Linked DNA regions of Homo sapiens: all the other regions are linked to region 1. Evidence: chromatin loops called from intact Hi-C (ENCODE). Cell type or tissue: Caco-2. All regions are shown on one strand.

Evidence for each region. Hi-C counts contacts between places; a loop is a spot of excess contacts. Peaks named below come from ENCODE experiments on the same cell type or tissue, not always from the same donor. Only the 100,000 strongest peaks of a DNase experiment are listed, where the experiment ranks them.
Region 2: a loop joins it to region 1, with 21 times the contacts of the local background. A loop is called at or near these places in 9 of 110 quality-filtered maps.
Region 3: a loop joins it to region 1, with 22 times the contacts of the local background. A loop is called at or near these places in 9 of 110 quality-filtered maps.

The regions. Positions count from the first base shown.
Region 1 is chr15:37,285,873-37,293,872 of GRCh38, reverse strand. No RefSeq gene overlaps it. Among named protein-coding and RNA genes, the nearest start is that of MEIS2, 190 kb to the right of the region's middle. In Caco-2, no CTCF peak of the experiment used is centred here; a DNase peak (open chromatin) is centred at 4,572.
Region 2 is chr15:37,877,158-37,885,157 of GRCh38, reverse strand. No RefSeq gene overlaps it. Among named protein-coding and RNA genes, the nearest start is that of TMCO5A, 53 kb to the left of the region's middle. In Caco-2, CTCF peaks have their summits at 4,208 and 4,410 (motif pointing right); no DNase peak of the experiment used is centred here.
Region 3 is chr15:37,888,153-37,896,152 of GRCh38, reverse strand. No RefSeq gene overlaps it. Among named protein-coding and RNA genes, the nearest start is that of TMCO5A, 42 kb to the left of the region's middle. In Caco-2, a CTCF peak has its summit at 4,186 (motif pointing right); no DNase peak of the experiment used is centred here.

The DNA of each region.
Region 1 (8,000 bases):
AAATTAATTACCCATCAGTCAAAAATTAGACATTTATTTGGTATTCAGCAAGTCGGCATAAATATTTCTAATCTTTGAGTCATAGTTTGATTCTGTTAATAGCCTAATAAGAAAGAAAAGAGTGAAAGTGATTCTTGTGGGTCAATGGCAGGGATCACAAAGAGTTTATGATCTGATAAAGTAGTTTAGCTCTTTTGAACTAGAAATTTCTGCCAGAGCTGGAAATAGTAGAAATAGTAGAGTAGAAATTTGCTACCAGAGCTGATATTTGATAAGTCAACAAAAACCAAAGGCTTTTTTCCACCTGCAGAAGTAGAGTATTTGTCAAGATATGTTTTCCTGGGAAAAAATGGCACTGGAATTTGCCACTATTATCACTACTACTCTTCTCATTATATTAAGTTCCACAAATTTCCCAAAACAAATATAGCAAATAATTGTATTTCTTAAATATTTTAAAATTATACAAAAATTAATAAATTTTATTTATTAAATGTTTATATTTACTAAATATTTATATTTATATGTTTATAATTCTTATGACATTTCTGAAAATATATAAAGTGATGTATCTCATAACAATGTTTCAGTCAATGATGGACCACATATAGGATGCTGGTCCCATAAGATTATAGCAGAGCTGAAAAAATCCTATCACCTAGCAATGGTCACCATAATGTTGCGGCAAAATGCATTACTCATGTGTTTGTGGTGATGCTGGTTTAAACACACCTACTGCACTGCCAGTTGAATAAAAGTATAGCATATACAATTATGTGCAGTATGTAATACTTGATAGTGATAGTAAACAACTATGTTACTGGTTTATGTGTGTGTTAATACTATATTATACTTTTATCATTATTTTAGAGTGTACTCCTTGTAACTTATTTTGAAAAGTGAACTATAAAATAGCCTCAGGCAGGTCCCTCAGGAGATGTTCCAGAAAAAGGTAGTGTTCTCATAGGAGATGACAGCTTCATGTATGTTATTGTCCCTAAAGACCTTATAGTGGGACAAGATGTGGTGGTGGAAGACAGTGATGTTGATTATTTTGACTCTGTTTAGGCTTAGGCTAATGTGTGTGTTTGCAGTGTCAACAAAAATACTTTAAAGAGTAAAAATAAATTTTTAAATGGAAAAAAGCTTATAGAACACATATAAAGAAAGAAAATATTTGTGTACAGCTGTGCAATGTGTTTGTTTTGAACTGTGTTGTTATAAAAGAGAAAAAAGTTAAAAACTATTAAAAAGTTTATAAAGTAAAAGAATTACTTTTATTCGTAAGTTAAGGTTAATTAGTAAGCTAAGGCTAACATTTTTTTTTTACTTACCAGTATCCTAACAAGGAAAGTTAATTTACTATTGAAGAAAGAATTTTTGTAAATTTAATCCAACTGCATGGTGTTTTTTAAGTCTATGGTAGTGTACAATTATATCCTAGGCCTTCACATTCTCTCATTGCTCGCTCACCAACTCACCCAGAGTAATTTTTAGTCTTGCAAGCTCCATTCATGGTAAGTGCCACATATAGATGTACCATTTTTTAAATATTTTATGCTATATTTTTACTGTATCTTTTCTATGTTTAGTTACACAAATACTTACTATTGTGTTATAGTTGTCCATAATATTCAGTACTGTAACATGTTGTACAGGTTTGTAGACTAGGAGCAATAGGCTATATCACATAGCCTAGAAGTGTAGTAAGCTACTACCGTGTAGGCAGGTTTGTGTAAGTAAACTCATGATGTTTGCACAATGATGAAATCAAAACATATCACTGTTGTTAAGTGAGGCATAACTCTATATATAGTCATACACCCATTTACAGATAACAGAGAGGTCAAATAGTTTTTTAAAGTTACATAGCTGTAGGTTTTAGTACCATGATTCAACCTGGATCTGTTTAATTCTGAGCTCTTTTTCAGATTTCCTCTCACTCCACAGTGTGATACAACATTTTATTGAAATGTATGGGAAAAAAAAGATAGTTAAATCCTAGGATACTTCAAATGAAAAGTCCCGTCAATACTCAAGTTTTGACAAGTAGACAAAGACATGGAAATTTAGGCAGCCTCCTTGCTGTTACTCTGACATAGCATCATCTGCAATTATGACCAACATACAGTATGGACAGCTGTCACTCAGTTACTTCTGTAGACTGGGGACTGCTTTCAATAGCCTATTGAGGAGTTGTTAATTGCCTTTCCTAGTTTGTGCTTCAATTTCATATCTTCTACTTTTACAGGAGAGCCATGCAAAAATCAGCAATGTAATATTTCCATAAGGCTGTTGTTGATAACTCAGAGTGGTGGCTCTAATCTCACATTGCTTGGGTTTGAATCCCAAAGCTGCCATTTACTGTATGACCTTGGGTAAACTGCTTAATCTAAGTCAGAGTTTATTTAGCTATAAAGTAAGGATCACAATACTACTCCAGGAATAACTGAGATCAATATGCAGGAGTAAATGAGATCATGTGTGTATAGTACCTACTTCAGCAGCTGGCTCATAATTAGTGCTCAATAAATATTAGCTATTATTATTATCAATTAAAATTGTTCATGTTTTATTAAAGTTTGTTTCAAAAATAAATGTCACAAAATAATTGTGTCTCTCTCATGTACCCCAAACCCCAAGAACTGAGTTGAACTTTCTCCATCCTTAAAATGAAAGCTAGATCACCTAGGGTAACATTATGGTCTAAATATTGATTTACCTTTAAAATTAATATGTTGAAACCTAACCCCCAAGGTGATCATACTAAAAGGGCCTTTTGGAAAGTGATTAAATCATGAAGGCTCCACCTTCATGAAAGGGATGAGTGTCCTTATAAAACAAGTTGAAAGGAGCTTCCTTCCCTCTTCTTTCCTTTCCATAACGTAAGGACACAGAAGGTGCCATCTATGAAGAATAGGTTCTACTAAAGACATCAAATCTACTGGTGCCTTGATCTTGGACTTCCCAGACTCCAGAACTGTGAGCAATAAATTTCTGTTGTTTATAAATTACCCAGTCTAAGGTATTTTCTTATAGCATCCCAAACAGACTGAGATAGAAATTGGTATTGAGAACTGGGGTGCTGCTGTAACAAATACCTAAAAAAGTGGAAGCAGCTTTAGATATGGGTAATTGGCAAGAGCTAGAAGAGTTTGGAGGAGCAGGCTAGGAAAAGCCTATATTGCCATAAAAAATAACCTTAAGGATAATTTTGGTGAGGTCTCAGAAAGAAAGCAGGGCTGCAGAGAATGCCTTAATCTTCTTAGAGATTACCTAAGTGGTTATAATTAGAATGTTGGTAGATATATGGATGGTAAAGGCCATTCTTTTGACATCTTAGAAGGAAATGAGGAACAGTATTCAGAGGAAACAGAGAAAACTAGAGGAAAGATAATCCTTGTTATAAAAGTGGCAGAAAACTTGGCTGCACTGTGTTAATGATCTAGTGTTTTGTGGAAGGCAGACTTCTGAGTAATAAACTAGATTTGGTGGAAGAAATCTCTATGCAAAGTGTCGAGGGTGCAGCATGGCTTCTCTTGACTACTTATAGCAAAATGCGAGAAGAGAAAAACAAATTAAAAATGAACTTAATCTAAAATGAAACAGAACTTAAAGATTTGGACAATTCTCAACCTGACCATGTTGTAATTAATATAAAACAGTGTTCAAGAGAGAATACCCTGTGTTTGGCCAAGCAAATGCTTGATAATGAAATTAGTATGGCTAGAAGGAAGTCAGATGCTATTTATCAAGATGATGGAGGAAGAATTCTAAAGGCATTTCCAAGATCTGTGTGGCTGCCCCACCCAGACAGGCCCAGAATGCCAAGGCCTTGGAGGTAGAACAATTGCAAGGTTCTGCTCCTTGGATTCCAGTGTAATGCTCCTTGACTGCCCCAGCTGTGGCTCAAACAGGTTTAGGTGTGGCTCAGGCCACCTTTCCAAAAAGTACAAGAAATAAATCATTGCAGCATTCATGTGGTACTAACTCTGCAGACACACAGCATGCAAGAACACAGCTTGCTAGAACAAGTTAAGACTTTGGGGCTATTGGGATGGAGCGAATATATTTTGTATGTGCAAAAAGCATTAATTGGAGGGGGCAGGGGCAGAATGCTATGGCCTGAATGTTGGTGTTCTCCCAAAATTCGTATGCTGAAACCTAACCCCAGTGGTGATGGTATTAAGAGATGGGGCTGTTAGGGAAGTCATTAAGTCAAGAGGGCTCTGCTCTCATGAATGAGATCAGTGCCCTTATGAAAGAGGTTGAAGGGAGTGGCCTTGCCCCTTCCATTCCTTCCACCAGGTGAAGACACAGAAGGTGCAATCTTTGGGGAACAGGTCCTCACCAGACACCAAATCTGCTGGCACTTTGATCTTGAAATTCTTCACCTCCAGAACTGTGAGCAATAGATCTGTTTTTTATAAATTACCCAGTTTAAGATATTTTGTTATAGCAGCCTAAATGAAATGAGACAGGCAGTGATTCTCAAATGAGGGGAAAGATCTGGAGGCATTATTGGTCATCACAACAGGAGGGGAGGAAGGGAGGCACTACTGGCATCTAGTGGTTAGAGTCCAGGGATGCTGCTCGAAAACATCCTACAATGCACTAGGGCAGCCTGCCACAGTAGGAAATTGTCCAGCCCAAAATGTCAATGGTACAGCATCAGAGTTGAGAAACTCTGGCCTAGGGTAGTTCTCTCCTTGCCAGAACTGCAGGGAAATTCACTTTCTCTTCATTCAGTTTCGCTCTCTTATCATTCTACTGGTTTCTTACATTAGTCCAGGTATCCTATTTTATATTATAACCTTATCATTTTTTTGCTGTAAGATGCTTGAAATTATTTTTGGAAAGAAGTAGTAGATTATATAAATTCAATGAATGTAATTTTAAATGTTTAGGTGAATCACTCCAAACTCTAACCCCATGTGCCATCTTTCCTGATGAGTGTGTCTGTCAATGTCCATTCAGTTATTCCTATAGTTTTGAGATCTCACTGCTAAATTTTATGTAGCACCCAGAACAGTGTCATAAACAGATAAATGACGTTTACAATGATTATGATAATGACCTTTCTGCATCTGAAATATTAAAAGGAATCACAAAGCAGAATGCTAGCAATCAATCAATACAGGCACAAACATTTATTGAGCTCCTGTAATGTACCCTACTCTGTGTCAGGTGCTATGAGGGAAGAAAAGTTTGTCTTATACTTCTGTTACATCCTTGAGAAGTGCTTTGTCAAGTTCAGAAGAGAAAAATCAGGCATGAAATAGATATCAAACTGTGTGTCCCTGAGTGCTAGGTTGTATAGGACAGTTAAATTGTAGTGGATTTCACATACAGTTAAAAATTGTTTAATATTAGTATTAGAATTGTCTATAATTAAGTAGTGAGATCATGGGTGTAGCTATTGAAAATTAAGATAGCCCCTTTTTTACACATTTAATTTTAATTTCTAAAAATGTACTTTCCACAAAGTAAGATAGTGATTTTACTTCCTGAATATAATAGAAGACTTTCTGACTTGTGATCTCAGTCATGAAGCTTGACATTGCATTTGATAAGTCCCCAGCATATCTAAAACTAACCCTGTTTATTCTTAAGCTGGCTTAATTTTTAAATTTTAAATATCTGTGGCATACAAGTAGAATTTATAAATCTGAGAGGCAAGAGAATTGTTTTTTGGTTTATTGAGTTAAATCAATGATGCTATTCAGGCCAGAAATTGAACTGATTATTGAACAAACTAGTTTATGAAAACCAACAAGCCTTGTCAAGGAAAGACTGGGTGTTCTCCAGAAAGGCTGCATGCAAAAAGTTTAGATGCAAGCTAGTTCCCTGGACTTTTTCTGGAGGCAAAAAGGGAATATCTGGCTCTGAGATAGTTCAGAATGTAGCTGTGTGTTATGTGAGGGACACTTGGCATTCTTTACCTTCAGGGTGGCAATTACCTTCACAATTGCATGCACATGGAGAAGAAAATATACTCCAAATTACATTGTGAACTCTGGAGATTAGTGCATCATTTCATGGACAGTTGAACCTGTGTCCCATATAAATGTTTCCGTAGTGAAAACAAAGAACATCATTATGCCGTCTTCTAGATTTCCAAGGAGTTTGCGTTAGAGTTTTGCCACCTGACTTCCATTACAGGGAATGGGAGTCAGGGGGCTGGAACCACAAGCCATGCTTTGAAAATTTAGGGGGATGTATCAGTGTCTGGACTTAAGCATTCATTCTTGTGCTCTTTGGTGGCAATTGAGTATAAGATGCATTGCCTCCTCCATGACTTTTGGGAATGGAATTACATACAAATTGTATCCGTGTAGTCAATATATATGGTATAACATATGTAGATATAGAGGGCTTTAACCCTGCAAAAGGAGTTTAACATGCTTTGTAGTTTCAAGTCAACCTCTGAATCCTTGACCCTACAAGAAAATTTAAATAATGACTTCCTGTGTCATTGAAATTATGAATTAAAGCAGTGTTTCTCATTCTGAGAGTTGTTATTGTCAGGGTGAAGAAAATCTCTGAACTTTAAGCTGCTTGATCAGGTTGGGAAGATTTCCTCTGGCTCTTAGCGACCTCTCCCCCATTTGACTCCCATTTACTCATATTCACTGTTCATGCTCTTCATTTCTATAACTCAGAGTTTGTTTATGAGTTCAGTTTCATAGTTGCAGTTCCATCGTGCCCTGAATGTTTACAATTAGAGATCTTAGAGTTTCAGTTATTGTGAGCTCTTTCTCCTGAATCCTTCCTTTTCTCCTACTCTCTTTTCTTAACTGAGTTCTATCTATTCTCCTTACACAGAAATCTAAGTGTGGTTCTGATGTGTAAGTGAATATAAAATGTTCAATAATTCTTATGCATTCTGACTAATTTCCTAGAGAGTACACAATTGTAAGACAATAATGAAGAAAATGAAATAGTACAAAGACTAAAGACCCAAAATCGGGGTACTTCCACGGCAGATGCCCAGATCTAAAATCTACTCCCCACTCACAGTTCCCCAGGCCTCTACGAATCTTACCTCCTATTAAGCCCTGGTTATTTGGGGGATTCTCAGACAAAGGCTGAATTCCTGAGTCTATTGTATACTTGCCACTCAAATGATCTCAACCACCACATCATTGTTGGAGTTGTTTCCTTTAGTCCAAGTTTATTGCTTGGAATTAAACATGGGATATTATAATTAGGTTTTAATAAGATATTATAATTAGGTCAATAGTCAGGGATTTAGTCTACAGGATTGGGGAGAGGACTCCTTAGTCTAGGAAATATGCTGTTTGAAATGTTCAAAAATATGTCTAAATCATAGAATAATAATGACTGATATGAAATGTCAGGGTCCTAATGGAATTCTCCGGCTCCAGTTACTCTTCTGGCAATTAATCAACAGTCAGGATAACCCTAGAACCTTATCCAACTTTGGAAGACCTGACATTCCAACCATCAAAGTGAAAGATGTTCCTTCAGGATTTGCCGTTATTTATCAGTCCACAATATTGTTTTTCAAAACATCATTGTCTGGAAACTCTGGAAGGCCTACGTGTTATCTAAGGCTGGAAGTGCGTGAGTTGGTCTCATAACAGTAATATTTTTAGTATAACAATGCTTACATTTATGGTACTGTGAAAACAGTCATTTCTATTTTATACTTTTTTAAAACCAACATTATCCTTTTTGAATTAGAATCATCTTATTCTGCAGTAGCAAATGGAGTGTATGGGCCAGGAAGTCTATATTCGGCAAAAGTAAATATGTATAAAAACTATTTTTCTGTTCTAAGCAATAAAACCACAATTCAAAGTTGCCTTCAGGTACACAGAAAGTATGGACTTTACTACTTCATCTTTTTCATAGCTGATTAATCTTCCTCTTGAGCCTCTGTCCAACATAAGGAAAAGTAGGTTTAGTAGAATACAATAGCCAAGGTCCTATGCAATAATTTAAACCATTTTAAGATAAAATATCCTGTGGTAGAC
Region 2 (8,000 bases), 590 kb before region 1:
CCCCCCCATCAGCAAGCTTCACACAGCCATGGAACATTTCTTTTTCTTTGACGAATTCTTAATATATTTATCCTTCTCTTCTGCTCCTTTTAAGAAAAGAAGGCAGCAGCCCAGGATCATGAGTTTTCAAAGCATTCCATTTTCTGTTCCCTCCTGTTCATGAAAGCAACGTCCAGAAGACAAGAGGTAGGTTCAGCATCAAAATAAAATAACAACAACAAAAAAATTCTCCCACGATAAACCATTTCTTCTCTTTTTTGCTGGACATTCTTCATTCATTCATACCTCTGTCTCTACACTGTGCCTGATGTCAGCAGAGATGTGCCTTGCAGCTGCTTCAATAGAAAAGTTTTCAAAGCTCACTGCTCCCCACATCAGTTAGATACAAAGATAAAGTCCACACCACATTTTATTATTTGGTGTTTTCAGAATGGCAGAGAGTGCAGGAGGAAGTGGTGGTGTTTTTCAGTGCCCATTTCTAAAGTTCTTTGCATGTCTTCCATGCCCTGCTGTTGATTAAAATATCTTCACGTGTCTCTAAGGTTCTCGAAGCTGGATGGGGAGCGTTTGGTGACAGTGTGGAAAACCATTAGTGAGATTTCTTTTGGTGACAGACAGATGTAAATGTATCCATCTAATTCTTTACTCTCAGGTCTCTGTCTGCAGATGGATGTTAATAATTAGCAGTTGCATCTCCTCCCTCTTTATTAAATTGGATTCTCCATAAATTCATCATTTCTTTTTTATTTTCTCAAAGTAGCAGCAGCCCTGACAGCCTCCCTTTGTTCTTGTGCTATAAATAATTTATAACACAGAAGTATCTCTTCTTAGTCTTAAAACATAAACTAATGGAATAACACAACATATTGGCCCAAACTACCTTCCACTTGGAGGAAAAGCAACCTCGGAGTGGGGGAGAGATGAAGAGCTTTATTCCTAACAAAGGGAAACCAAAGATCACGTGGAAAAAAACATTTCTTCACCTGAATGTAGGTTTTTTGTTTTGTTTTGTTTTAATCCTGCTCTTCCTTTCTAGAGTCTAGCAATGTAAGGGAGTTCTAGACAGCACAAGCAAATCTTCTTTTGTGATTTCTTTTCCAAATAGTGTACCTTGCTCAAATTTCCAAATACATAATATATTACATTAAGCTATACAGAAAGGAGACTATTATTCCATCAAAATCTCCACAGATGTTAAAAACATACCATGGTACATTTATTCAACAACTGTATGCTCATAACCCATGCACAATCTTTAAACACCAAATTACAGGGATTTGGTCCAAATTAGCAATAAAATACAATGTGTTTGCCCTCTACTGGGTAGTAATGACTGTGTAGTTTTCCTTGCATACCCAGTGGCCTTGTAGGCAGCTTCATAATGGTTTTATTTAGTCACTAACACAGTGTTATAAACAAATATGGCTAAGATTTGTGTTAATTAAGGTAAATAGAACAATGTTGAATCAGTTTTTCTAAGCTAAGATCATCCATGGAGGGGTTTTAAAATTTTTCTTACATTGCTCTACGCTTGCACATCACATCACAGGAGATAGCTTGTAAGTCATCATTTGATATCCTGGAAATATATTCAGGTTGTAGATAAATAACCCGCCTAACAATGCTAATGCAGAATATCTGGCATGTAATTTAGATAGGAATCTGAACACCTCCTTACATCAGCTGTTAAGATTTTGCACTGAAGCAGAAATAACGTCTTATCTTCCATCTGGAACTGGGACATAGAAGGGGTGACACAAGTTATTTACAGAGTTACTGCAAAACAAGAGCAGTAACAGAGTAACTACAAAGCAACTCCCTGGATTACCGCTGCAATATAATGCCAGATAAATAATCATGCCAGGGTAAATAAATTGGGAGATGCCTTATTTTATAGAGCATAAATGTAACTCTCATTCCTATTGGCGTGGAGTGTTCCTTCGCATGTTGATTTCCGAAGCATCTTTCCAAGTCCGAGCTGACCCTGCAGAGTATTAAAGTGTGCATAAAACACTCATGCCATTTCTACTTCTCAGGAGGTTGGAGGAGGAAGCCACATCCACTGCTGGGGATGGAGCCTCCATATAGTCCAGAAAGACAGTCTGAAAGACAAATATACCTTTAGATTTAAACCGATGGAATGAAGAGACTGGGTTAGACTGGAGAGGAATCTGGCTGGCTTTCCAGGTCAGGTCCTCTCTCATGGTCTCAATTGTCTTGCTCTTGGCAAATGATTTATTTTTCTCTTAAAAATAGGGTGGGATTAATATCTTGACTTGGGGCTTTGGAATGTTTTCTCCCCACAAATAGTGGCCAGTCAGCATTATTGGTTGGAGTGATTCCAGCATGAAGCATTAAGTGTGCCTGTGTGTGTGTTGTGTATGTGTGTGTGTGTTTGTCATGGTACTGGAGGACGACAAAATAATTACTAACTTGTACACAGCCTAACAATTAAGAAGAAATAAAATCCTTTCTTTGGCTTAAAAACATTCTACATAAGTACTGCAGCTCCTCCCCTTCCCACTGGCCCACTCACAGGATCTTTCTGGGCTCTGCCTGTATCTCTAGGGTCTTTCTGGGGTAGGAATGTAGCAACAAATCTCAGAGAAAAAATTTTTTATTTAAAGCACAGAATGTGAAGTGCTCTAGTGTCTACTTTTTTGCTGTTGTTGGAAATTGACATAAGTTACTTGACAGCGTGTATGTATGTGGGGGTGGGCGTGAGGAGAGAGGTAGGGAAGCAGGACCAGAACACTGCCTCCTTTGGTGTAGAGGTTTCACATGAGGAAATCATGGCATTGACTTCAAAAGAAGACAATTTGCTGCCACTGAAAGAATGAAATGGAGAAAGAAGAAAATTCCCCAGAACTTAATTAATAGCTAATATTCAATTTAATAATGGTCTGGTGTGATCAGAGCATCTTCTAAAATTCTGGAATTTTCTTAACTGCCTACTGTGTCATAACACATAAGGCAGGGCATTTGTTTCTCCATTCAGGTCCTTGCCATCTTGCTAATTCTGTACTTGGCTAAATGGCTGAAGATGTTTTGGTTTGTAAGGCAATTCTTGCTCCCAGCTGCATTAAACTGCTATTATTAATTACCTCCTTTGGCCTAACATTATGCCTTTATAACACATGAGTTGTCAGGCCCTCTGCGATTATTGGAAGGCTGTGCCATACACAAAGGCATTAAGCTTAAAACAATAGAGGCTGCTTATTTGATAGGAGAAGATGTCAGGTGGAGACTAGCACAGTTGGCTGGAACTGACTTGAAGCTCGTCATAAGGAAATAAGGGGTGAGGTGATCACAGCACAGCATTAACAGCATGTGAGAGACACACAATTCTACATGGCAGCTTCCATCATGCATTTCCCACGCAAGAAGGGGGGAAATGGGCTCTGAGTAAATGATGGGTGAATACAGAATCAATTGTCATGTATGACAAGACACTTTCTCTCTTTGTTTAATATATAAATCAAGAGCACTTATGAATTGATATTAATTAAAATAATGTATGTGCTTTCTTTCAACAGTAACATCAGCCTTGTTAAAAACGGAACGCTAAATCTTCATTAGACTTTCAGTATTAAAAATCTTGCATGAAATATGAATTAACATCTAACTTGTTGCTAGCTAGATTAAAGGGGAGAGAATGCAATAGGCACTTAGCACTGTGGACAAAAGCAGAAGCAGCTTTCCCAAACCTGGGAATAAGTGAATATCCTGAGGCTGCCTGCATCATTGTCCATCACTACCTCCTAGCAGGAATGATTGCTAACCAGGTGAAATTATGGAATGCTATTGCTTCCATCGAATCAAGATCATATCAAAAGGCAAATGCGTAGCGAGTCAACAAATCAACAAAATGCCCAAACATAAAAATTTAGCTCTTAAAAGTGCTTAGAGTTCTGTCTATAGATGTGGAGACATGAGTAAAATGTTCTTTGTTTTAGAAGAAAGCACATACACATTTCACTGCTTCACAATCTTTTCCACACATAGAAAAATTATGAAAAGCTCAAAGTGTTGTTACTTAGCTTTGTTGGATATTGGAAGTCAGTGACTACTTGCCAGGGAACAGGTGTGTGAAACACTTTTGTTCATTCTCTTCACATAGATGGATATTTGATGTCTTCTGATCTCGTTGCATTGGTGGCCTGAAATTAAAATAGATAATTGGAATGACCAGGCTGAGACCTCATATTGCATCCAAAAATACATTATGAAACTTCAATGATCTTATTGGCATTGTGTTGTCTTAGGTGAAAGCCACTCATAAACATACTTGCTTATAAAGTACACCATCGATCTTATAATTACATTCCACCTGGATTTCTACGTTTGGAAAATGTGATTGAATTTTAGACGTCTCCGGGGGTAGTGTGTACGTGCACAGCAAAACCACAAGGTGGTGGTATGGTGTCATCGTATTTTTTAAGAACAACAAGAAAAGGGGGTTTGTTTAATGAGCTTGCACTCACAAGCCTGCTCATCTAGTGAACTGTGACTTTTCAAATACCAACCTATTAATGTCAAAGGCAATACTGAAGGGAACAGTTCTGTTTGATTTAAAAAATACAGACAATGTGAAGTCCACTATGGCCTAGTATCTATCACCTATGGGGCTCCATTCATGCCTAATGCTTTATTCAAGTAAGACCTAGTTTTTATATATCAGATTAATACATATCTACAGCTTTGCACCTTTCTCGTTTGATTTTTTTATCATCAGGGCTCACCGGGGCCATTTTCATTCCCTTACTATAGCATCTGCAAGCAGGTGGATTAGAGATAACTCTCATTGTGCTTTGTTTTCCTCCCGACACTGTCATTAATCATTCCTTAAGCCACACTTCAACTTCTAGTAATCAGGACTGGCTGCTCCTGAGCTGCACAAGAATTGCCTCTCACAGTGTAATATGGAATTGGAAGCGAATGGCTAAGGCCAGACGCCTCTTCTGCATTCCCCATCTATCTCATCATTTAGGTATTTATCCATCTAGGGCTTGTACGGAGAGCACCTCTCTCCTTCCCATGAGGACACAGATTGCAACAGAGGATCAGATTTGTTACCCAGGCTTTGGGCTTTGATTGTCCTCTTATAAGTTCGGGATTAAAGTGAAATTTCCCACAGGGCTATGCAGGATTTGCTAGCATTTAACTGTTTAACCTGGCTGTTTGTGAATGAGAATCCTGTGGTCAACTATTCCGTAGAGAATATTATGGTAAGCTGAGCCTGAATGGTACACATTCCGGTGTGTTCCTGTAAAGATGGGCGCAGTTGATTCCAATTAACTTCATGTCTGATATTGGCTGTTTTCATGTACACAGACAGCAGGGATACTAAGGTAAAAAGAAAGTCAAAGCATTCCCTTTTATAAAATATGGATGTGGGCTTTAAATAAATGCAAATCTTCTCCCTCAAAATTGTGATTTCCGCTTATGGTTTTTACACTAATTGGAGAATTAATCAGTCTTGCATTGGGTTGTTTTCTATTTTATGTAATTTTTTCATGTTCTCTAATGTGTTTATCAATTTCAATCTAAAGAGGATTTGATTCCTTATTCAACATACCTTTGAATATGACCAAAACAGAAACAGAGTTATGAATTTATTTACATTTATTATTTTCATAATGAAAAATATGTACTTAGAATGTCTTAGCTTATATGTAGAAGTTAAACAGACACAATTTCCTGATTCTTTGTTATTTCTGAAGAGAAAGGTTTTTCTAATGTGTTCCTTATTCCCAAAACCAGAGCAATGAGAAATTGGGGGAAGAACTGTTCAAAAATCAAGTCTATATTGTCTGTCTGTTTGTTTAGATTTGGATTTACTTGAAGGATTTGAAAAAGTCAAAATCATTCTGCTACCTAGTTTTCAGGGTTGTGTACCCATCCACTGTAGTTATTCTATTTAATGTGAATATGTTTTTTAAAATGCCTAAACAGACAGTGTTCATTTTATGTGTTTCATCAAAAGAAACAGAACAATGAGGCAACAGAAATATAGAATTTAGCAAACCATTTTAAGCTTATGGTGAAATCTGTCTTTTGCAAGAGAAGCAACCAAATCATTAAAACATTTTATTCTTCCCCAAATCCTCCATTATATTTCTTAACCTTAATTTTGTGATGCCAACAAGTAAACAAAAATAGCTTTAAAAAACTACACTTAAAATTTTTAAAAATATTGGTCACGACAGATTGAAACATTTAAAAAATTATTTCAAGCATTTCACTGGAAATTCTTTTGCAATGGCTAGCGTAGGTGGCAGATTGATCATTTTGGGGGAGGCAAGGAATAGGAAGTGAGGAGGTTACAGTGATCTCTAGACTAATTTATTTGTTTTGCTGCATTGAAGTCAGATACCCTCTTATTAGGGAGCAGCTTTCAAAGCAGTCAGGAAGGACACCGATCTTGAGCTTGGTGAGAGCTTTGCTTGGGGTTACAAAACAAGCACACGGCAGGGTCAGTGCTAAATATCTTTAACCCCGTTAAGGAGGCAACTGAATTAGGGCTGTGGGGGAAAAAGTCCCTCCCCCCTGAAATGCAAGAGAAATCTCCAGATTCACATGAGTAACTTTCAGCTGGGTATTATGCTCCTGAAGTAACCTCTTCATTCCCATTGTTTTAGTGTGAAATCATTTCCTCAGGAGATAATTAGAGTTGCTCCATTTATTACATTAAATGATTAGCATGCACTTGAAATGATCCAGTGTATTTTCCTTTATTGCTGATGACTCTTAAATATGGGCCTCCATTCTTAACGGATAAATTAAAGTTGTCTTGGCTCTTTGTAACCGACTATGTAGCCAAACAAGAGAGACTTTCTTTTCCAAACATAGGCCAGGTGTGCTGTGGCTGAGGTCTAGGTCTGAAGAGATCCTATTCATATAGATGTCCCACCTGGTTCAACAAAGAGCTTGATAACATTGCTTAAAGGTTTTCTCTACTAGCCCCTTAATAAAAATGCTTTTAATGACAGTACTTTATCTGGCATTACTCATCCTATGTGTGGAGTAAGTAAGTTTAACATAAAGTGACCCAAGATCACATTTCAAAAAACTGCCTCACTGGAAAGGCATGCACATTATCTGAGTAAGCAATATGCCCTACAAAGCCATGGAAAAATGATATTTTAAGAATTACCAAATATAGATTTCATTTGGATGCAAGTGCTTTTCGCTGTCTTTGAACTAACCTGGTTGTGTAACTGACAGAGTCATCTAAAATCCACTGGAAAGTTCGGATCAAGCAGGCACTGCCTGGTAAATAGGCACCATTGCATATGTAATTAGAGAAATGAGAGATAAACTGGGTGCATCTTATATTTGGTTTATATATTGAGATTTACAAGAAATAATAAATGGAATTTAAGTGTTATGTTTGTTAAAAAATTTAAATCGGTATTTAGGTATGAGATGTAAACATGCACAGATGTAAAGACAAACTATGATGAAGACCTACCAGTTTCACATTCGTCTACTCTAAATGTGTGAGTATCTCTCATAAATTTCATTGTTAAGAGAGAATTTTACTTGAAGAGAAGAGTTTTAAAGAACATAATTGAAAAAATTTCCTGCAAACTTCCAATAGTTTTATATATTTTTGAGGATGAGGAGAAATTTTTCTGCCACCTAGACACGATGATTCAAAACTCTGTCATTTTGCTGTCATTGATTTGTTTATGTATTTGTTGTGTTCTAATAGCATTGTTATTTTCAAGAAAACACCGTGAGATGCTGTGGGAAGTTTCTGGTTCATGGCAATAACTGGAGAACGAAAAAGGAAAAGTGGAACAGACCGGGGGATGGGGGTGAAGTCAAGACTGTGCACTGACATTGTGGCCACAGTGATCCTTTCGTGAACAGGGTCGGGGGGCTGTTTTCATTCTCACACTCGGGTTTCTCAGGTATAGAGAATAGAGAATAAGTTACCAGAAATCAGGTATTTCTTTAGCAAGTGAGAAGAGGAATTTAATACTTCTCTCATA
Region 3 (8,000 bases), 600 kb before region 1:
ATGCTGATGGGAAAGTACATGAGTATATTTAGGAAATAATGAATAGTTTTGCTTGGAAGTAAGGAATGCATTATAAAGCCTCAACTGCTACCCAGAGGACAGTGGGTACTGATGTCCAGGAAATGGGAAACATCAATTTTGTTTCGGGTTTTCAGACTTCTTTTTCTCTCATGCTGAACTCCACTCCTTACCATCACCAACTTGATTCTACTAATTCTCCCCACTGTCCTCTCAAGCTAAGCTCCTGAACAATGCTTTCCTTCTATTCTTTCAGACATCTGTTTCACTCCAGCTTTTTCAGACTCTTTCTACATCTAGTTCTGTAGTCCACACTGCACAATCCCAGATCTGCAGCCACAGAACAACATTTGGAAACACTGGGTAGTGAATATCTTTGTATGTGAAATCTCCAGACCACTGCATAATCATCATTTAATTTGGGCCTTCCCTAGTCCATTAAAATATCCATATATATCAAAGCCCCTTTTCTTTTATTCCTTTATCATTTAATTCTCTAATATTCTCTCTGTGTGTCACGAGGTCTACAAACAATTCATTGCTTTACTGTTGTCCTTGACAATTTCATGAATTATCTTAAAATGTGTAACTTTAAGCATTGCTTTTTCTGTTTAAGTTCAGCATTGTAAAGATTTACGTAAGTCGTATCAATAACAGAAGAAGGAGATGTAGACACATTTTATTCCTAAACAAGGAATATATATATCACTATTGCTTTATCCAAATCAGACTGTTGAAGACTTGTATGTCTGTACTGTAAGACCACATTAAAAGATTTTTAAGATACAGGAGTCCCTGAGCATGGATGGGGAAAAAATTACATCTTTCTTTTCAATAATCTCTCACTGAAATTGAACATTTCTTTCAATTAGGAATAAGGCAACAAACCACATTAGTTTTAGCAATACCTGCGAATTTGTCACCAATAGAAGTCACACATTTTTACAGCACGTTATAGGTGTTGTAGATCTCGCAAATGTCATTTATGCTCATCTCATCTCTATTTTTAAATTATGGTAGTTATTAAATCAACTGCTAGATATTGATGTGTAACAGGTTAAAGAAATGTAGATTTTACTTAAGACTTGTGGCAAAGGATCAAAAATAAAGGGTAGAAAAAGATAGTTAGGGTAACACATAATAGGACAATATCTTTAAAATTTTAAAGGTAAACAATACCTTCAAATTTGAAAACTTAAAATATATTTAGATATAATTGATTTCTCTGTAATTCTCTGTATTTTACTATATACATTAAACATATTTTTTTCTCAGAAATTATCCACAGATCTCACCAGACTGTCAAAGGAGTCTATGGCACAAAAAAGCTTAGGAATGCTGGATTAGGTAATGTTTGGAATTACAGCTAGAATAATAGATAGATAAATAGAAATACATAGACAGATGGATACCATCACCTTAAAGACAGACTTCCGCCTTTGCCTCTCCTATTTTCATGAAGCAGAGAATGATCCAGCAACAGTGGATACTCTTAAATTGTTGACGATTATAGCCATAACAAAGGACTGGGCATATTTTTCACAAAACCTTCTTTTCTGCATAACTGAATGATTGTTCATGATGAGCAACTAAAAAATGCTTCAGCCCAGAGAGAGAATTTATACCTGGAGCAATCTTGGAAATGTTAATAAACATATTGTATTTAATAACGTATTTTCTTTATTGAGTATGTATTTAGGAAATGGTAACAAATAATTTCTGCAAAAGAGATTTGTCACTTTGTCCCTTGATTTGAATATTTCTCCAAGCAACTATGTTTTATGATTATGTATGTGGGAATATATATATATATATACACACACACACACACACACAAGTACATTTGTACACACAGTTCTATGTGTATACATACATGCAAATACATAGATATCAAGGTTTTATCTATTGTGTAGTTAAGTTATTGTTACTAATGTTAATACTTCAGACCTAAGACTTAAAATGAAATTTTCTCATTACCTTAAAGACTGGTATTCCTTGTTTATGAATCACTCTCTTATCCACTGGTGTTTTAAAAAATAATTTATAAAATGTATAAAATATCCACTATTTAATTACTTTTATCTCATTAGATTTTCTATGTCACATTGCAATTTAGTTATCAGTTTCTCAAATATTATTACAAAAAAGAGGTAAAACTTTGGATTTTTAAAAATTTACTTTTAAAAAAATTGTTGGTTACTGGCAAAGATATTGTTCTATTTATGTGTTACCTTAAGTATCTTTCTCTCCACTAACCTTTTATTTTTGATCCTTTCCCACAACTCCTACTTGGAAGCAGTGTTTCTGTCTTAGCTACTGTGTAAAGCCTTCTTGAACTAGGGAAAGGAGAAGGTATTTTATACCTTCTACATACCCCTTCCAACAAATGTCATTCAAAAGATTAATTTTGTTTTCTATGATCCTGGCAGATATTAAGTAGACTTGAATGTGTCATCCATTACTATCTTGCTGGAATAGGCTTTATTCTACTCATTTATATTGGGGTACCTTTAGTTGGGCTCATGTTTCAACTACTTTCTGTTAATGTCAACCCAGGTAGTCACTGATGTGTACTGAGTTCCACTGTGTGGGAACCATAGTCCTTGGCACCATCCACTGCCTTTCTAGCCTTTACAGTGAGACAGCTGCCAAGGTATCTTGGCTTTGGCAGCTCTTCATTAATTGCTAACTCATGACAAAGAATGGACCTGTCTGATCCAAGTATGCCCAGTAAATCTTCAATACTCTTTTGGGATAACTGCTGATGAAACTTATTTAGGTCTTGCAGGTGACCATTAGGAGCTTATATTGTGCTATGTGTTTTAGGAATATTCTGCTTCATTCTTTTGAATTTCAGAAACTCACATTCAGTAAAGGTATGATATAATATCTGAGGTGTATGTTATTTTTAAAAAATTCACTGTAATTTGTAAAGGAAGCACCTCCAGTACCCATTCATTATACCCCTCGGTAGCACTAATCAGAAAGGTGAAGCCGATATGCAGATTGCCTCAGAAAATGTTTATTGTAAGATACTGCTTAAGACACATTATGGTTGTTCCATGTATACATATGTAACAAACCTGCATGTTGTGCACATGTACCCTAGAACTTAAAGTATAATAAAAAAATCAGTTATCTTTTCAAAAAAAGAAACATCTGTTAATTACATGATAACTTCAGCATTAAATTGAATTTATAGAAGCTCTTTCTAAACTACCAATTTTTAATTTCCCTTAACGTTCTGTTATTTAAAAAAGAAAAAGACACGTTAGGGTTGCTCAAGGATATTTCTCAAAGATGCATTTCCCATGACAATATATTATAAGACTTTATATTGACCTAGTAGGTTTTGAACTTGTTACCTGAGTAGAACTAGCTGTATAACTCTTTGCCAAAGTGTAAGTCTGAGAATTACAACTAACTTTATACATTTTATTAGATTTTTAAAAGGTAGAGACCTACTAAGGAGACCATAAAACTGAGTTCCTCCATTTGCCTTGAAGATTTCTGCCGCCATATTGAATTCTTATTGCTGTGCTCAAGTTCCTAAAAGGAAAGCTACCGAAAATTCGTCAGGAAATTAGAACAAAATAGATTGAAGGAGGAAAATTTATTCCAACAATGATGAAACAGAATATTTTCTCCAAATGAGCTCTGCTGCCTCTCATGATTCTTTCAATCATCAGAGAGCCCCAAATACATGCCAAGCACTGTGGCGTGTTCTGGGGTTGTAAAAATAAACAATATATAGTTCATGCCCTCAAGGAATGGACAAACTCTTTTGTAAATATCTAACTATATAGAGTATAGGACAAGATGAAATAAATGCTAGTGGAGAGAGAGGAAGAGGACAGTAACTGTTGGCCACAACTCATCCTCGGAGGCAGCTTCTAACATGGAGTGCCGTGTGCTCCCTGATGAACTGCTTTTAAAATTCACTTTTCGACTGGAGGGGGTTAGGAGTGAGCCTTGTTTGCCGACCAGGGTTGAGAGATGTATAATGTATAATGAAACTCATTTAATGAGGCTCTCTGAAAGCAGAGGTGCCTTGACTAGAGGAAACTTCCATTTGTCTAGTCATCATTGTGGTTTGCTCATAAGTAAAGGGCTTTGTTGTAAACACATTGTTTTTCCAAAGGGCTTCTTTGATAACAGAAGGGGATTGCAATTCTCCCTGTAGGCCAAAAGAGGGCACTTGGAGCTCTCTGAATAGCTGTTACAGCTGCATCAGAGCAGGGCATTTGGCTCAGATTGTAGGGATGTTTTCCTACTCCCATAGAATAGATCTGATTAAAATATGGTTTTGGAACCTGGAAGGAATGTTGAAGACACAGTTTGTTAGGCTCTGACTTTGGCCTTTTGAAATTGAAGACAGGCGTTTATTTAGGTGTATTTAATATTAGAGAATCATAATCTTATTCCCTGTGTATTTGTAGAGTAGTGATATATTAATATCAAGAGGAGCTGCTGTCTTCATGACTGCAGAAAAAGACTAATATTTATATTCACTCTGAAAACTTACCTTTGTAGACTCTTTGCCAAAGGTCTGTTCAGTGGTGATTTGTTTGGACGTTTGAATATGGAAGACTTCCCTCCTTCCTTTCATTTCTCTTCAAAGTCCTCCATTCTCAGTGTAGAATGTTGAATTGTTTTGAGGTCTATAGGACTATGGCAGCTCGTAAAGTTCTGAGGATGGGGCCATTAAACTTGAAAATACATCCTGAAGGTTGGTTTGTGGAGCTTGTATAAACAAGACTGGCCAACTTTGCACAGTTGTGAGAATTAGCCGGATTCTTGTTTTGCCTTTAAGAGCAATCCTGCCTAGAGGCCAGGATGATCTAGGAGATCTCTTGAGGTAAGATCAAGGACTCTGTGAGAATTTCCATTAATCCTTTAAAAACAAAATAATGAACTGGCCAGAGCATGGATGTGAACTAGGATTCACAAGTTTTAGCCTTCATGCAAAATGGACTGAGTTGCAGAGTGACCTGAGAATCTCATCTTTCTGAACTTTAGTTGTCTCCCAATTAGATGGATAAAATAGAGTTGCTCTTATTCATTTGGTCTTTTCTAATAGGATTAATTTTCACAGGGGCATTAGTGTAAAAGCAATGCTAGGGTATGGGTCACTTTTTGTTTATTTGTTTGTTTTTTTTTATCTCTATCCCTGGCGCCAAACAGTCTCTGGGTCATAGTAGTAAGCTAACAAATATTTTTTGAATGAATAATGGAAATGAAAAGGACAAAGTGATTTTTAAGACGCAACTCTTTACTGTTTGGTGCTCTATTGACTAAATTTTTCCAATAAAGTGATGATAATGATACCAAACATGTAGATAGTGCTTAAGAAGCTCACAAAGCACTTTTATGTATATTATCTCAGTTGTATCCTCAGATCTATAATTGAGGAAACTGGAGTTCTAAAATCTTAAATGGATTTTTGAGGTCATATATAAGTAGGGTGACTATATAATTTGTTGTTCAATGGGGATAGTTTTGAGAGTGAGTGAGAACACCATTAGTAAACATGCCAGTTCAACAGCACAAGCTGGGACTGTTCTGAGAAAATCAGAGTGTATGGTCATCCTATTAATAAGCAACAAAGTGAGAACTTGTCTCTGGGTCTCCTGACTCTGTTCATTACTCTATAGTGTCTCACGGGGTGCGATGTCTGCATCTTCCCATTGTTAAAGATCATAATAAATGATGATCGTGAAGCCTTGCAAGATCCTGTGGTGTCATATGAATCTTTGCGAAACAGAATTGTATTCAACATAGTACGGGTGTTCAGTATATTTTTCTGGTTTTTGCTTTCTGATTGCTTAGAAATGGGCAAACTATAGAAGACTGAAATATTTGATTAACTTAAGTACCCAATCCCCTTATTGTGCTAAATAATAGATTCTTGTATGCTTATACATATTTACATTAATATTTTATATATGCTAGAGTGTAATATTCTTCTCACTTTAAGATTGAGGTAGATATACTAATTTGTCCAATATAACCAGTCTGCCAGCATTATTAAGACTCAACTCTCAGCCCCTATTAACACACAGCCCTACAAACTTTGTGGGAAAAGTAAGATGCTCCTTACCTTACTTTCATGGGTAGATATCTAAGGGTATGAACATACCATCACATTTGCACATTTTTAACTGAATTTTTGTATTTCCTGGCCTCAGTCCTCTTGTTAATGCATATCTATCCCTCACATATTTGGTTTATATGTGGAATCTAACATATTTTGTACCTTCATTAGAATGGTGGAGGTGTGGAGAGGCTCCCACATCTGTAATAAAAACGGCAATTTAGAAGCCAGAGTAAAGTCACTCAGAACAGGATGCCTGGATGTGTGTTATGTTGTGGAGATGTTCTTAGTAAAATACTACAATGTCCATAGGCTCCTGTATTCTCCCTATCATTCAGGCTGCTAACCTATTTCTTGGAGTCTTCCTTTTCCTTTTTACCTCATTTCCAATTATTAATTGCTGTCTGAAATTAGTTAGAATAAATCAGGTTATGCTATGGTAACAACCTAAACTTTTCCATGGCTTCCAACTGCAAATGTTTATTTTTTTGTATGTCCATCATGGGTTGACTGCTCCATGTGGTTGCTGTGGGACCCAGGCTGAGGCATATTCCTTGTGGATACGGGGTGAATTTCGTGGAACAGTGAAAGGAGAAATGGCCAACCACACCCTGGCTCTGAAAGATTTGTCTTGGAAGTGACCCATATTACTGCTTACCTATCGATGTCTCAAGCAAGTTATGTGGTCAAGCATGATGTCCACGAGGTCAAGGGATCAGGGCACAAAGAGGAAAAGTGGACTATTCGATGAAAAAGTAATGCAATTTAGACTTAGCTGAAATATTTTGTTGGGATCACATCTCTCTTCAGAGGACGATTGGAATTTTCACTTCTTATCCTTTATCAATTAGTATTTGACTTCACAAAAATAGTTTGAGGTTAAAAAGATTCCCATCTTACTAAGATTTCTGTGCTATTTTGCATGTCTCTTCTCCAACCAATATTTTCTTATCACATACTAGGGGCAAATAATCAAGTTAAAGTACTAGTCCTACCTTAAGGAAAATTACAATGGTTTAAAAACTCGTAAATTTAGGTAGCTATACAAACATATATATGTTCGTAATTCCACACTCTAGAGAACTTCTTCCCACTGGGTTCACCAGATAGTTTTGATTTTGGATTCTAGGTTTTTGTATTATGCAGGAATACTCATTAAACAAAAAAGTCACATTACATTTCCTTATTCCAAGGGGGTGTTATTTTGTTAACATTGTCTCATTATAACATGGTATCTTGAAGTTTTTTCTTTACCTTTGTCAGCTCCCATACAAATTTTCCCAGAATAGGGGCAGTTAGGTGTCTGCCTAGTGCCTCAGTCTTATACTTCTTTTGGAAAAGGCAGAAACTGGGTTTGTAAACTCTCCTTTTTTTCACTTGATGGTGAAGTTTGCTGAGGTGCGGGTGAGCAAGAAACTGCCTTGGCATGCTATGAAAACTCTTGGAGATGCCACATGCATGAGTGTCCATGGAACTTGTTGGAGGATGTGTCCTTCTGGGTTCTACGCATCACTGGCCAGGAAACCACTAGCTGGCCACTGCATGGTCTGGGCAAGAAAAAAAACAAAAACAAACAAAAAAACAGAACCAGGAAGAAAAGCCCCCTGGTCTTGTCCTTCCAGCGTCCTCTACGCAAAGCCTAGCTTTGTGTCATTTGGCAAGGAGAAAGTTTACAAGATCCAGCTCTCCCGTGACAATGCTGAGCAAAGAAATATTATGTATTAGGAAGTGAGAAGCAGTAAGTTGATAACTAGCACAGTAACTCTGTAATTTGCTCCCTAAACCAGAAAGCAAAAGGTACAGTTGTTAATATTTATATGGAGCCATTAAGTGTACACTAGAACTGTCTTGGGAGAAACTAGAGACATAGAACCGCCCTATGTGGGAG